Regions from separate parts of the Homo sapiens genome. Here region 2 is linked to region 1. Evidence: read pairs that join two places in POLR2A ChIA-PET (ENCODE). Cell type or tissue: Panc1. All regions are shown on one strand. Each heading gives the region's core, and the rest is flanking DNA. Links, peaks and the distances in the headings are about the cores only. Region 1 overlaps LOC105375463 (a long non-coding RNA gene). Region 2 overlaps CAV2-DT (CAV2 divergent transcript).

Evidence for each region. ChIA-PET counts read pairs that join two places held together with the same protein. Peaks named below come from ENCODE experiments on the same cell type or tissue, not always from the same donor. Only the 100,000 strongest peaks of a DNase experiment are listed, where the experiment ranks them.
Region 2: POLR2A ChIA-PET joins it to region 1 with 13 read pairs; 3 of 35 experiments call an interaction of 5 or more read pairs at or near these places.

Annotation. Positions count from the first base shown.
Region 1 is chr7:116,326,803-116,333,448 of GRCh38, forward strand. All of the region lies in intron 6 of LOC105375463 (a long non-coding RNA gene), which reads left to right. Among named protein-coding and RNA genes, the nearest start is that of TES, 120 kb to the left of the region's middle. RefSeq lists an enhancer at 1,053-1,347. In Panc1, for the core only: no CTCF peak of the experiment used is centred there; no DNase peak of the experiment used is centred there; H3K27ac peaks cover 2,500 bases.
Region 2 is chr7:116,448,082-116,454,727 of GRCh38, forward strand. The region is part of intron 1 of CAV2-DT (CAV2 divergent transcript); the gene reads right to left. Among named protein-coding and RNA genes, the nearest start is that of CAV2-DT, 48 kb to the right of the region's middle. RefSeq lists a silencer at 353-680. In Panc1, for the core only: a CTCF peak has its summit at 4,106; no DNase peak of the experiment used is centred there; H3K27ac peaks cover 2,217 bases.

The DNA.
Region 1 (6,646 bases), core at 2,705-5,204:
TCACCCTTCACCCACCCTCCACGCTCAAGCAGGCCCCAGTGTCTATTGTTCTCTTCTTTGTATCCATGTGTACTCAATCTTTAGCTCCCAATTATAAGTAAGAACATGCAGTGTTTGGTTTTCTGTTTCTGCATTAATTCATTTATGATAATGGCCTCCAGCTCCATCCATGTTGCTGCAAAGGACATGTTCTCATTATTTTTTTATGACTGCGTAGTATTTCATGGTGTATATGTACCACATTTTCTTTATCCAGTCTACTGTTGATGGGCATTTAGGTTGATTTCATGTCTTTGCTATTGTGAATAGTGCTGCAACGAACATACGTGTGCATGTCACTTTATGATAGAATGATTTATATTCCTTTGGGTGTATACGCAGTAATGAGACTGCTGGGTCAAGTGGTAATTCTTCTTTGAGTTCTTTAAGAAATCTCCAGACTGCTTTCCACAATGGCTGAACTAACTTACATTCCAACCAGCAGTGTATAAGCGTCCCTTTCCTCCGCAGCCTCGCCAGCATCTGTTATTTTTTGACTTTTTAATAATGGCCTGAATGACACATTTGAATTAATTAGTTTGACAAGAGTTTTAAAATATCAAACACACTTTCCCACAGTGTTCATTTTGTTTATATTTGCTTATCTCAGTAAATTGTTAACATGTAGAAATGAAAGCTTAAATGTATAATGAGCCATATCTCTGCATTTATTCAAAGACTTTAGGGGTCAAATTTGCTTATTAAACTGTGTGACAACCAGTTCTGTTTTTGAAATGTTTAAAATTTATCTTAATGTCCACTTTAGGTTCTAAATAATTGAGATAGGCTATCTATAAACCCTGCATTCACCAGATAATGGCCTCAGTATATCCTGCACTTGGCCAGGAATTGACATTCAGTCTATAATTATTTACTTACGGAAGATTTATGTTTTATAAGTAAAAACAGAGAGTATTGGTTTTAGAAATATATGATGTAGTTAAGAAAATCCAAGAAAAGCATTAATTAATAATAGAAAAAATCACTCACAGTTATTGAAAGCATCCCGCATGATGGGCGCTGTGCTGCAATCTACGTTCATGCTCTCATTTACTCCCCTCAGCAATTCTCTCTGGTGGTGGCCACTATGATTCTATTTTACAGACCAGGAAGTTGAGTCATTACAGGGGGCAAGTGACTTGCTGAACGGTACACAGCTGGGAAGTGGTGTGGCTGGAATTTGAGGTCATGCTTTCCATAGTCATAGTACACGACCGCTCAAGCAGGCTAGCATATGGATGGAAGGAAGAGAATGCTTCCTTTTCATACCAATGTCTTTATGTATGAAAAGCAAAGTTATGTTGATCGTATTAGGAATCAGGGTGAGTAATTTCTATTTTACCATGGAAATGATGAATTAACAAATTATTTTAATGTAGCAAAATTCCTCTACTGAAAGAATTAGACAAAACTCCACCATATATTCACTGTGCATTTGGAAGGAGGAGGCCAGAAACTGAAAACTCCAAAAGCAATTTTATGAGGCAGACAGAATTCCTTTGGGACTTCATATTAAGCTATTTTCAGTAGGGAGTACAAATATTTTGTTGAAAATGCTAAGAAACGCCTTTAAAACATTTCCTAATAGGGTCATAGTGGCTTGTTGTAAAGAACAGAAACCAATTTGCCCCATGCCTGACATATTGTTCAGTATTTACTATTAATTTTGTTCTAACAAAAGCCTACCTCAGATCAATAAATATAAATGTTGTAAAAAATAAATTTGATAAAGATTACATTTTTTCATTTGATGTAAAAGTACTTTTCACACTTTTTGGTAATTCATTAGGATGGTGATTTCATTTTAAGATTAGCTTTCCCTTTCCTTTTGTGTTACCTGTATTGAAAACTGGCTATTACCATATGTACTTCTTTACATTTTCTGCAGCATGTAATTAAGAGCTAAACTTATATATTTGTTGCCCTTTTTCACCTAATGAAGATAATTCCAAGGTTTGTAGAGAGAAATAAGAAACCATTCAAACCACTTGTGTTATTTTGTTTGTTGCTTTGTTTTTGAGACGGAGTCTCACTCTGTCACCCAGGCTGGAGAATAGTGGCGCAACCTTGGCTCACTGCAACCACTGCCTCCCAGGTTCAAGCGATTCTCCTGCCTCAGCCTCCTAAGTAGCTGGGACTTCAGGAGCCCACTGTCACACCTAGCTAATTTTTGTATTTTTAGTAGAGACAGAGTTTCACCATGTTGGCCAGGCTGGTCTCGAACTCCCGACCTTAGGTGATCTGCCCGCCTCGGCCTCCCAAAGTGCTGGGATTACAGGCATGAGCCACCACACCCAGCCACATTCAAACCACTTCTGAGGACTCTCCTATACTCTGGGTACTTAACTATGAAGTCTAAAGTTGTGGGATGTATAAACCAGCTATAAAGCTAGACAGGCTGACTCTAAAGCAAAGGGTAACATTCTCCACCTTCTGTTTTCTCTGGCTGTCCTTCCCTCTGGAGTGTCCTCCTTATACCTATAGGGATGTCTAGTGTCTGCTATCACAATTTGCTAATTGAATAGGCTCGATATCAGTCATTTCCACCTTAGTGAAAATTAAAACTGCTGTGTATTCTCTCCCTCCCTAAAGTAATTTTATTTTAGGCCTTGTTTATAATGTGACATGGGAAGCATTTCCTCTCCCACCTCCTTTAAATATATTTTGAATATCAGGGATTAAGTAGAAAAGATATTAGTGAAGATAGACTAGCCTTGAGAAGCTTAGTTATGCACCTCAGATAACACAAATCCGTGCATAGCTAGTCCCAAAGTAAAGCACAATAAATTGCATGAAATAATCAATGAATCTGAGGTGCTTGAATAATAGAGTCTTAGAACTGGTTGGTACCTAAGGATTTGTTGTACTCTTCCCTCCCACCCAATGCAGTAATCTTCTCTGTAAGAGCAGTAACAGATGGTCAAGAACTTGTACCACTATTTTGGTTTTTCTTATTAAAATGGCTAGATTTCAGAACTTCTTGGCAAGCTGCTATTCAAATGCAGAAATGCATCTGCTTAGAAACTCAAAAATAAACATGTTTTCCAAAGGAATCAAGTATGTTCTATAAAATCCTGGCCTGTTCATAGGATGTGGTAAGCATGAATTTCATTACAAGTTAATTCTACCATGATGGTAGTGAGCTTCTTTGTTCCAAACTAAGAAGTGTTGAGTGTGATTGGTGATGGTTGGAACTAAGGGGAGGGAGCTGAGAACTGACAGATGTATGCTCAAATCCTGGATGTGTCCTGGCATCAAATTTCAGAAAGTTAAGAAATAATGTTTTGTAAGGCAGTTTCATCTCATAATTTTAAGTTACTGTATTCATTCTACATGAAATCCATCATTAAACTCAGATACCATATCCAGTAGAGTAAATCAGGACCAAATACAGCCTGTAATACGCAGAGCCAGTGAGGCTGGGCAGCTTCTGTCTGAGTTCCAGACTCACTGGCACTCAGCTAAGGATTCCAGACACTCAAACTTAGCAAGAAATAGGACAAGAAGCATGGAGCATGACTTAATATTAGTCTGTGTGCATTTCTATGTGGAGCAATACATTTGCAATGCTTCTTAAAATGTAATGATGCCACAGTTTTATTTTTACATACAGTTATTAACTTTCAAATATATTCAGCAGATGATATGACTGCACATATTGGGATTTGGTATATATAACCTTTCAGTCCTTTTGACAGAGAGTGATAACATTGATAATCTCCATATGGCTTAATGTTTCTTTGCTCTCCCTCCTTTCGGAAATTCTCTGTGCCTCGTTAAATGGAGAAGATTCCATTAATATTCAATGATACATGAACAAGCAATTAAAATAATTTCTATTCTAATCTGGAAATAGAAAGTATTTTCTATGTAGCATTATACAAATGCTATATTTATGAGCTATGTGGGTACTATAGGCAGAGATCAGTTTCAAAAATGAGCAATTACACTGTGCCACATTATAGACTGATTTGAACCACATAAATTTCATGTTTAAGACTCACTTTGATTATGTTGCGTATTTTACCATTTTAGAGAGGTTTCCTTGTGATCCTAATTCTAACTCAAAATAACCTGTTTTCACTTTTTGCCTATCCTTCCAACAATCTCTTCCCAACAAACCACCACCACCACCACCAAAAAAAAAAAAAAAAAAAAAAAAAAAAGCTTCACAAAGGTTTTTGGAATTCAAATGGGTCTTACAAAACTTTTGGATAATTCAAGTGTAAACTAATCAGAAACACATGGGATTGAATTCCCTTTGAGATTTACAATCAGGGTGAAAGGACTTGGCAAACTGTAATGGTTTAACAACAAAAGAAATCAAGAATTTTCAGCCTCACAAGCCTCTACATTTCCTCTCAATTCATTTATATTTAAAAGGGAAGCATATGCTAGAGGCTAGAGTTTGGAAAACTGCCTGGTTATCTGATCTAGTGTTCTGCATCAGCACCTCATCCACCACCCATCACCTTAAGTTTATCTTCTCAACCTGCATGATTTTGAGTGAAAGGGGAGCCAGAAGTGAGATGTATGATCATCCTACTAATAGTTCACATCTGTTCTGAGATTCTGATTGCTGTGAAAATTCTTGTGATAGAAAAATAATTTGTTAAATTCCCTCTTAAAACCTGAAGCAAAAATTATCAGGCTTCTATTTTTATAATACAAACAATTTTCTTCCAGAAACATTCTGATCTGTGTACTCATTATTTTCTAAAGTACATATTTACTTCACATCAGGCATACAATGGTGGACAAAACAGCTGCCTTTCTTCCCCGTATGGAGCTTACAGTATAGTGAATATTTCATGGGACTAGTATCTACAGAAGGTGTTTTGGGAAGCACAGCTTTGGAGAGAGTAATTTGCCAACATTGCACAGAATAAAGGCACCATGAGGGCCCAAGGAAGGAAAAGATTTGCAGCTGTCTTGGTAAGAACTGATGATAAGTGGAATCACACAAGAGATGGTTTAGATATAAAATCAGCAGGATTTGGTAGCTGCTTGACTTTGGGAATCAAAGATGAATTTCACTAGAAAGATAGTTGCGCTGATACAAAGAAAATACAAGAAGCTTGGGAAACACAATTGAGTTTAGGCTGCATATTTGTTTTATGTGCTGTATAGCAAATTACCACAAACCTAGCAATATAAAACAATATGCCTTTACTCTGTCACAGTTTCTGTGGGTCAGCAGTCTGGGTATGGCTTAGCTAAGCTCTCTGCTCAGAAGCTCACAAGCTGTAATCAAGGTTGCATTCTACATTCTCATCTGGAAGCTGCATTCTCATATGGAGGCTTGACTGGGGAAGATCCACTTTTCCAAGTTTTTCAGGTTTTTTGAGAATTTGTGTATTTGTGGTTGTATGACTGAGGGTCTTAGCCTTTTATTGGTTGCGGCTAAGGCAAACTTTAAGCCCTAAAGGGAGGTCCTTGCTGCCTGGGCCTCCCTATAGGCAGTTCATAACATGGCCATTTGCTTTTTCAAGGCCAATGGGAGAATCTCTAGTTGCAGTGTGCTAAGAGAGTCTTGTATACTTAAGGCAGTGACAATCCACCATCTTTGGCATACAATATACACTCATCAAAAGAGTGAAATCCTGCCTTTGCATATTGTATTGGTCAGAAGCAAGTCACGGGCTCTGCCTACATTCAAGAAGAGAGAATTAAACAAGAACGAGGATGCATTGGGGGTCACCTTAGTGTATGTCGGCTCTAAGTTTGGATGTGTTGTGTTTGAGGTGTTAGAAGAGCCTTTGGTGAACAAGTCATCCACGGTTATAAACTGGACAATGTACATCTAGAATGTTTTTTTCCTTTGTGAACTTCTGATAGCAATTAGGGTTAAATGGCTATTTCCTTATAATATTTCTTTATCCAGTTTGTGCTGATTACATTTATAAAATAAAGAGAAGTAAACCTTATATATGAAAACAAAAATGAAATAATATTTGTCAGGTGGTGATAAAAATAAAGCTTAGAAAGATACGTACAACGGCAACTCTCAGATAGGGCTAGAAAGTTTGGAGATGGATATTTATTCCTTAAAGCCAAAGATAAAATAATTTAATTTTCTTCTCCAAAAAACTTCATAGCACAGAAATTGGCAGCCTCTCAGCCAAATATCTCTTGGAAGAAGAAATAATACCTCCTGCTACACATTAACTTCTGAGCCAATTTCAATCTAATACACAGAAGTTAATTCTAGTCAGCTCTCAAGAAAATCTTGACCTACGAATATCTATTTGAAAAATTGAAAAGAGATGTAAAAGCAGAGCCCTACAGACAATATTCTAACAATTGGTGCTGCATTACCAGGTTTGTTTTCTTCTTATCTTATCCCTAAATGGCAAAATAAAAGGCCTAGATCAACTATATCTTGGATTTATGTGACCAAGTCTATCAACAAACCAATAACATCATCATGCATAAAGTGAGCCTTACTCTGTATTTCACTTCTGGTGGTTTTAGTCAACAGCCACTCCATTTTCTAAAGGCAGAAGATTGAACAAAAGATCAGTATATTCCACAAGAACAAATAAATCCAATAACTCTGTAAAGAAGAATATCCCTCTGACCAAATTTTGACTTAGTTACATGATAT
Region 2 (6,646 bases), core at 1,809-4,308, 120 kb after region 1:
GTCAAGTGTTCCAGGTCACCCAGCCAGAAAGGTATTAAGCCAGGACTGGCACTCAATGCCTGGCCTCCAAGCCAAACCCTTTCACCATTAAGCTGCATTATCTCTCTTTTTTTGAAGTTATCTTTTCCAAAGGCCATTTTCAGTCCAGGACAAAGCAGTGAGGCCGGCTGGGGCATCAGGGCACTCCCTGAGCTCACAAAGGGATAATGAGAATATTCAAAAAGATCATCCTGCTAGAGATGAGTAAGAAAACAGGGAGATATAAATTTTATGTACTTAAAAAATGAATCATGCAGACATTGCCTGAGTTATAAGCAACTATTTCAGGCTAGATGAATTTTGTGAAATAAAATTTTGGGGACCTTAAATTGTGTATATATTATAGTTAAGTTGATCCCTGAGTTTTAATTTACGGGTATATTTTATTTAGAATCACAATTGTTTTTATAATACAATAATAACAAAACCGTCACTCTGAATAAACAGGAATATATGTTTATGTTGTACAGTAACTTGTTCCAAGGAGTTATTAAAACTGTAAACCAGACTTTACAGAAGGCAGAGGCAAAAGGAAAGCATGTTGCTATCTTATCCTGCAGTGCAGATGAAGATATCAAAATGGGGTATTGCCTGCCAGGTGTATTGTAAACTGTGATTGGAAAAGGAGACAAAATAAGGAATCAAGATATCATGCCAATGCTTTAAAAGAAAGTGCTTTTGTTTTCAATATTTTTAAGGTTAACAGAGTGAAAAGACTGAATTAAAATCAATGGTCAGTTCTTACATGCTTCTTCAAATTTCCCAAACCATGTGTTTGCCTTCTCTATTTGCTATCTCAGAGAGTTTTGAATTAGAACCACTTTCCTTCCTAAATTTAAAGCAGTAATAAAATGTTAAACTGCAGAAATGAAATGATTATGTATATGTATATGTGTATGTATATGTATATGCATATGTATATAACATAGTTTCAGTAGTACATTACTGAAAACATGAAAGCCTAACTAGATAATTACTGGTACAACACATTTCTTCTGTTGCACATGTACCGGGAAGAAAATCAAATTCAAAAGGAGTGGTGCAAGATGGTGGACTGAGCACATTTGTTTATCCTCTTTTCTTCTCTAGATCTTTTCAAAAGTAAAGATATAGAGAAAACATAGAATCACAAAAAAGAAAGAACTGGAGATGGACTATCAGCAAATAAGAGTTTTAAATGAAGTTACAGGAGGCAAAAAGTAGAATGAGGTGGGATAACTAGTGAAGTTATCCAGAAAAAAAGTCACAGCCCAGAATGTGTTCGTTTTCAACTCTTGAAAGTCAACCTACGTATACATCAGAAAGGTGTTAATTATGGGTGTAGAACAGAATGCAAATGCTTTTAAACTTGACGTGTATACGTGAAAGTATAAGTGATGTAAATTAGGAAATGGAAACAAGGAAGAAAGTTTAAAACAAGAGTTTAAATTAGTTTAAATCACTATTGTCCTTTTATGGACTGAGAAGCCTAGAGATACTGTCTATTATCAGTAGATACACAAATAGCCAAGAAGTCATAAAGTACTGCTAGAACAGTGCTATAACAAAGCTGGAGGGTGACGGTGGGGGTAGCAATGGTGTGGAGGACATAACACTGCTAAATCTCCATCGATTACATCAGAAAGTCAATAAATTACACCAAAGTGCAAAATTAAGAAATAGTGGCATAGTATACATAGCATGTAGATTTATGAAGTTGAGGTATGAAAGAAGTTTGAGACAGAAACACTTAGGGAAAAAAAAAACTGTTGTCTCTGGGAAACAGAATTACATGTAGGAGAAGATGGGGCAAGGAGCTAATGTTATTACAAATTTTTCCATATTTTATTTTTTTAAATGGGCATGTATTATGTTTGCAAAATTCTAAATGCATATAAGAAAAAATAAAAGCCTTCAAACATCTCTGTAGGTTCAGCATATCAATTTACGTTTGATACGCATGGTGGGGAAGTAAGGCAAATGCCTGAAAAATGCAGAACCTGCATAGAAAGAATGTAGAAGTTCCTATTTAGGACTGTGTTATGACATGGTGATGTCTGTTTCTATTCCGGCCAATAAATCCTGGCAGTTGGTCAATTGTTATCCTGTTAAAAGGTCTGGAGTGGAAGAATGGACTGTGTTTTTCGTAAAAAGCTTGCTGACAAGACCAGAGAGAGTTTCCACTGGCAATTCTATTTCACAGTCCTTTCCCTTCTTTGGGCAACACAAATGATGGCAATGGGCAACCACATGGCCTCTAAAATCTTTTCCTTCACTCCTCTGAGTGCAAATCTCTACAGCACAGAAATGCTCTGGATAGTTCTGTGCTTCTGTGATTGGTAATATCCCTTGGACATGTTTAAGAACTATAGAAGCAAAATAGCTTGATTTTCCAGAACACGGCATCTTCACGATATAGCATCTACTAATTTAAGATAAAACGGTTTCATAGATCCAAAAAGGTAGAAAAGTTCCAGTGATTCATAGAGTTAATTGGTCAATTATTGCCAATTAGAATTAGTCAGAAATATGCACACACACACACACACACACACACACACACACACACAGGACAAAACATATCTCTGCATAGTTCAACTTTGTTCCAAAAGGAAATAATAATCAATCCCTAAAACAACAGAAATGTCACTAGCCTGTCAAATCCTGGGTAGCACTCGGGCCTCAGAGAGTTAAATTCACGCCATATTAGGAAGGCATTAATTATTATTACAGAACAGAATGTAATAATATTACATTATTAATATACCAAATAATATTACAAATATTATTACAGAAAGTAATAATATTAAAATTGATATACTGAACCTATAATGTTATATAATTATTATTACATAACATTCTGTTTATTAGGTAAAAATGTAAATGATATAATTTGGAAGATGCAGTTCTCCTAAATGTAGCTCTCAGATTCCCAAAGCACTGGCCAGTAAGAAGGCTGCAGCTTGCCTACAAGTGACACACCTAAATGAGACCCAAGTGACTGAGTTAACAAATTCTTGTAACTATTGGCTCTAGGTGAATTTATGGGCAAACATAGGCAGCCTAGCACTGGAGGTGTGTAGGACTATACCACTTCAATTCCAAATCCATCTTTCTATGAGAATAATTCAGGATAACCCTCCCTCACTCTACTCATGTTCCTCTGGTGAGTATCATCTCTGCAGGTGTGATTGGTCCAGAAAGCCTGCACACTCTTCTGTGGCCGAGAGCCAGTAGATAGGCTGTATCTTCTTCCAGATATGCCTGGCCTGCCAGTTTCTTATGGGCTTTTTATTGCCAGCCTCAGTTTTTGCTAATACTAAGCTATTAAAAGCTAATCGCAAATTAATAATAACACATATCTGTCCATTAATTTAGAATTTATTTCATTCGGTGTTCATGCCAAATCAGAGGCACAGCTCCCATAGACATGGCACACAAGCTTCACCAGATTTACAGACTCCCATTCCCATATCTCGTCTTTAATTCTGCCTTCCTGCTTGTCACTACAGATGCGCTCTCCATGCTCCCAGCTAAAGCCAATCAATTCTTCCACTTGTGCTGTAGACACATCTACTTCCTCTTGGTCAAGAATATCATTTCAAGGATAGATACCCCATTCTTCATGATGTGATTATTATTGCTTGCCTGTATCAAAACGTCTCATGTACCCCAGAAATACATACACCTACAATGTACCCACAAAAATGAAAACTTTTAACTTTAAAAAAATTTAAAGAACATTATATCAGCAAGTTTCACCCCCTCTCCTGCAGCATCCATTTTTCTCTCTCTATCCATTAAGATACACATGTACTACTATTTCTCCCATTTAAAAAAAACTTTAAAACCTTGTTCTTGGTCCTGCTTCTTTTTTAGCAACCATTCTTGTTTTTCCTCATCATTTATATCAAATGTTCTCAGAAAGAGTTGCCTAAACCTACTCCAATTGTTTCAAATTCCTCTCTTTACATTCTCCCCTAAATCCATGTCAGGCTTCCAAAAATGTGGAGAACACCAATGAGCTCCCCCTGGCTGATGCAATGGTCAATTCTCAGTTCTCACCTTACTGGAAATATCAGCAATATCTGTCATAGTCCTTCAATCTCTCCTCCTTGATGCCCTTTCTTCACTTGAATTCCAGGCACCTTGGTCTCCTGACTTTCTTCCTACCTCACCAGATGGCCCTTGCCAGTCTCCTTTACTGTTTTTTCTTCCTCTCCCAGACCTCCCAACATTGGAGTACCCCATGGCTCAACTGTTCTTCCGCTTCTTTAATTCTTTTCAATCCCTGGTGATTTTACAATCTCTTTGACTTAAATACTATCCACATGGTCAACCACTCTCAAACTTATATGATACAGACAGGCCTATCACCTGGCCTGCTCCTATATCAGAGTCTGTATTTCCTTCCTCCTTGCAGTTAGGTGGCACCATATGAATAGCTTTGGCCTTAGTCAACGGGCTATGAGAGAAAGTGATTGGTGTCACTTCTGGACTGATATATTAGAAACCAATGTGTGACTCTCCAGTTCTTTTATCTCCCTGCTGTGTAACCTGCAAGCCATGTGTTTCAGACACAGTTACAATATGGTGATGTTTCCATCAGCTCTGATGCCTGAGTATATGTATGAAGCAGAGCTCCCAACACTCATGTTTGATATGTATCCTCAGTGAGAAGAAATCCTGTGCTATGTTAAGCCATTCACAGCTTGGGACTTTTAACTATAACATAATTTAGGTTTTCCTAAAAGATATCTCAATCTTAACATGACCAACACTGAGTTTCTGATGTTCCGCCTCAAAACTTACTCCACCTGCAGTTTCCCTGTAGGAGTTGATGTCAGCTCCACCATTCTAGTTGCTCAGGTCAAAATATTTGAGCCCCTCTGACTCTTCAATTCTTCTCACATCCCTCCAGTCTATCAGGGGATGTTGTTGGCTTTGCCTTGCAAATATATCTACAATTCAAGAACTTCGCCTGACTCCCAACCCTAGCAACCCGAGTCTGTTTGCCAACATCATCTCTCTCAGATCACTCTAGTAGCCTCCTAACTGGTCTCCTTCCTTCCATCTTGCCCTCTATAGTAAACTCTCAAGACAGTAGTCAAAGTCATCCTTTTAAAACTCAATTAAAATCATCTCCTTCCTCCTCAGACCTTTCCAAGTCTTCCCATCTCCCCCTGGAATAAAAGCAAATTTCTTATCGTGGCTTACAAGACTTTACATGATTAGGCTGTACCTGAGTCCTCATTACCTCTCTGATTTCCATGGCTTTCCCCTTGACTCCATTCTAGCCACGCTGGCCTCCTCACGACTCTGCTGACACCAGATAATCCCTAGGGCCTTTGCCCTGGTGACTCCCCCAGCCTGGAGTGCTCTTTGCTGGTGGCTGATCCTTTACATCTCTTGAATTTTTTCTCAAATGCCACCTACTCAATGGAGCCTACCCTGACAATTTTTTTTCTTTTCTTTTCTTTTTTTTTTCAGACGGAGTCTCACTCTGTTGCCCAGGCTGGAGTGCAGTGGCGCGATCTCGGCCCACTGCACGCTCCGCCTCCCGGGTTCAGGCCATTCTCCTGCCTCAGCCTCCCCAGGAGCTGCGACTACAGGCGACCGCCACCGCCCCCTGCTAATTTCTTTTTGTATTTTTAGTAGAGACGGGGTTTTACCGTGTTAGCCAGGATGGTCTCAATCTCCTGACCTCGTGATCCGCCCGCCTCAGCCTCCCAAAGTGCTGGGATTACAGGTGTGAGCCACCGTGCCCGGCGACAATTTTATTTTAAGCTGCAATAAGCCTACTCTTCCCACCAGAAGCTTTCTGCCTTTACCCTACTGTTTTTCCCCACATCACTTATTTATTGTGATGTTCATTTATTTATGTTTATTAGTGTCTCCTTACACATCTGTATCCCTTCTGTTATGAAACATAACTGCCTGGAACAGTGTATGTCCCATAAAAGAGCTAAATAAATATTTCCTGGATTTATTAAGGTGGGCAAGGCTGACATGTTTTTATGTGACAGGTAAAAATACAGACTCAGAGAGACAATGGGGAGACTTGCCCAAGATTGTGCAGTTAATAAGTGTTCAAAAAATAAATAAAAGAAGAATTTCCAAAATATCATAGTTTGTTTAAATCTTATTGTTTCATCTTGATACTAAATAAGAGCCTACCTGATCTGCATGTTTTTACTCTAGATTAATATGCCTGAATAACATGTTCTAGAAGTTCTATTTTACTGTCTTTAACAATTAAATTTATGAAAGAAGATATTGATGTAGGTAGAAAAGTTTCAGACAAATCTGAATAGTGTTATGCCTCAAATACATTTGCATATTTATTTTTTGCACTATAATATAAATTGCTTATTTTTGAGAAAGTGACAATTGTTTCATGATTTAACTTTCTATTCATCAAAGTTTCCACAGGGATGGAAATAATAAACAAATTAGTATTACTCATTTGCGATCTGTGCTCATAAACCGTATGTGAGGATCATGCATCTGTTAAGATTCTGCTTTTATGATGCCTTTTTTTTATATCCAAGATTAAAGTAAAAAGCAAATGAAGATTTTAAATATGTTGGCCATATGCAAAAATGTATTTCAAATTGCTCATTAAAAT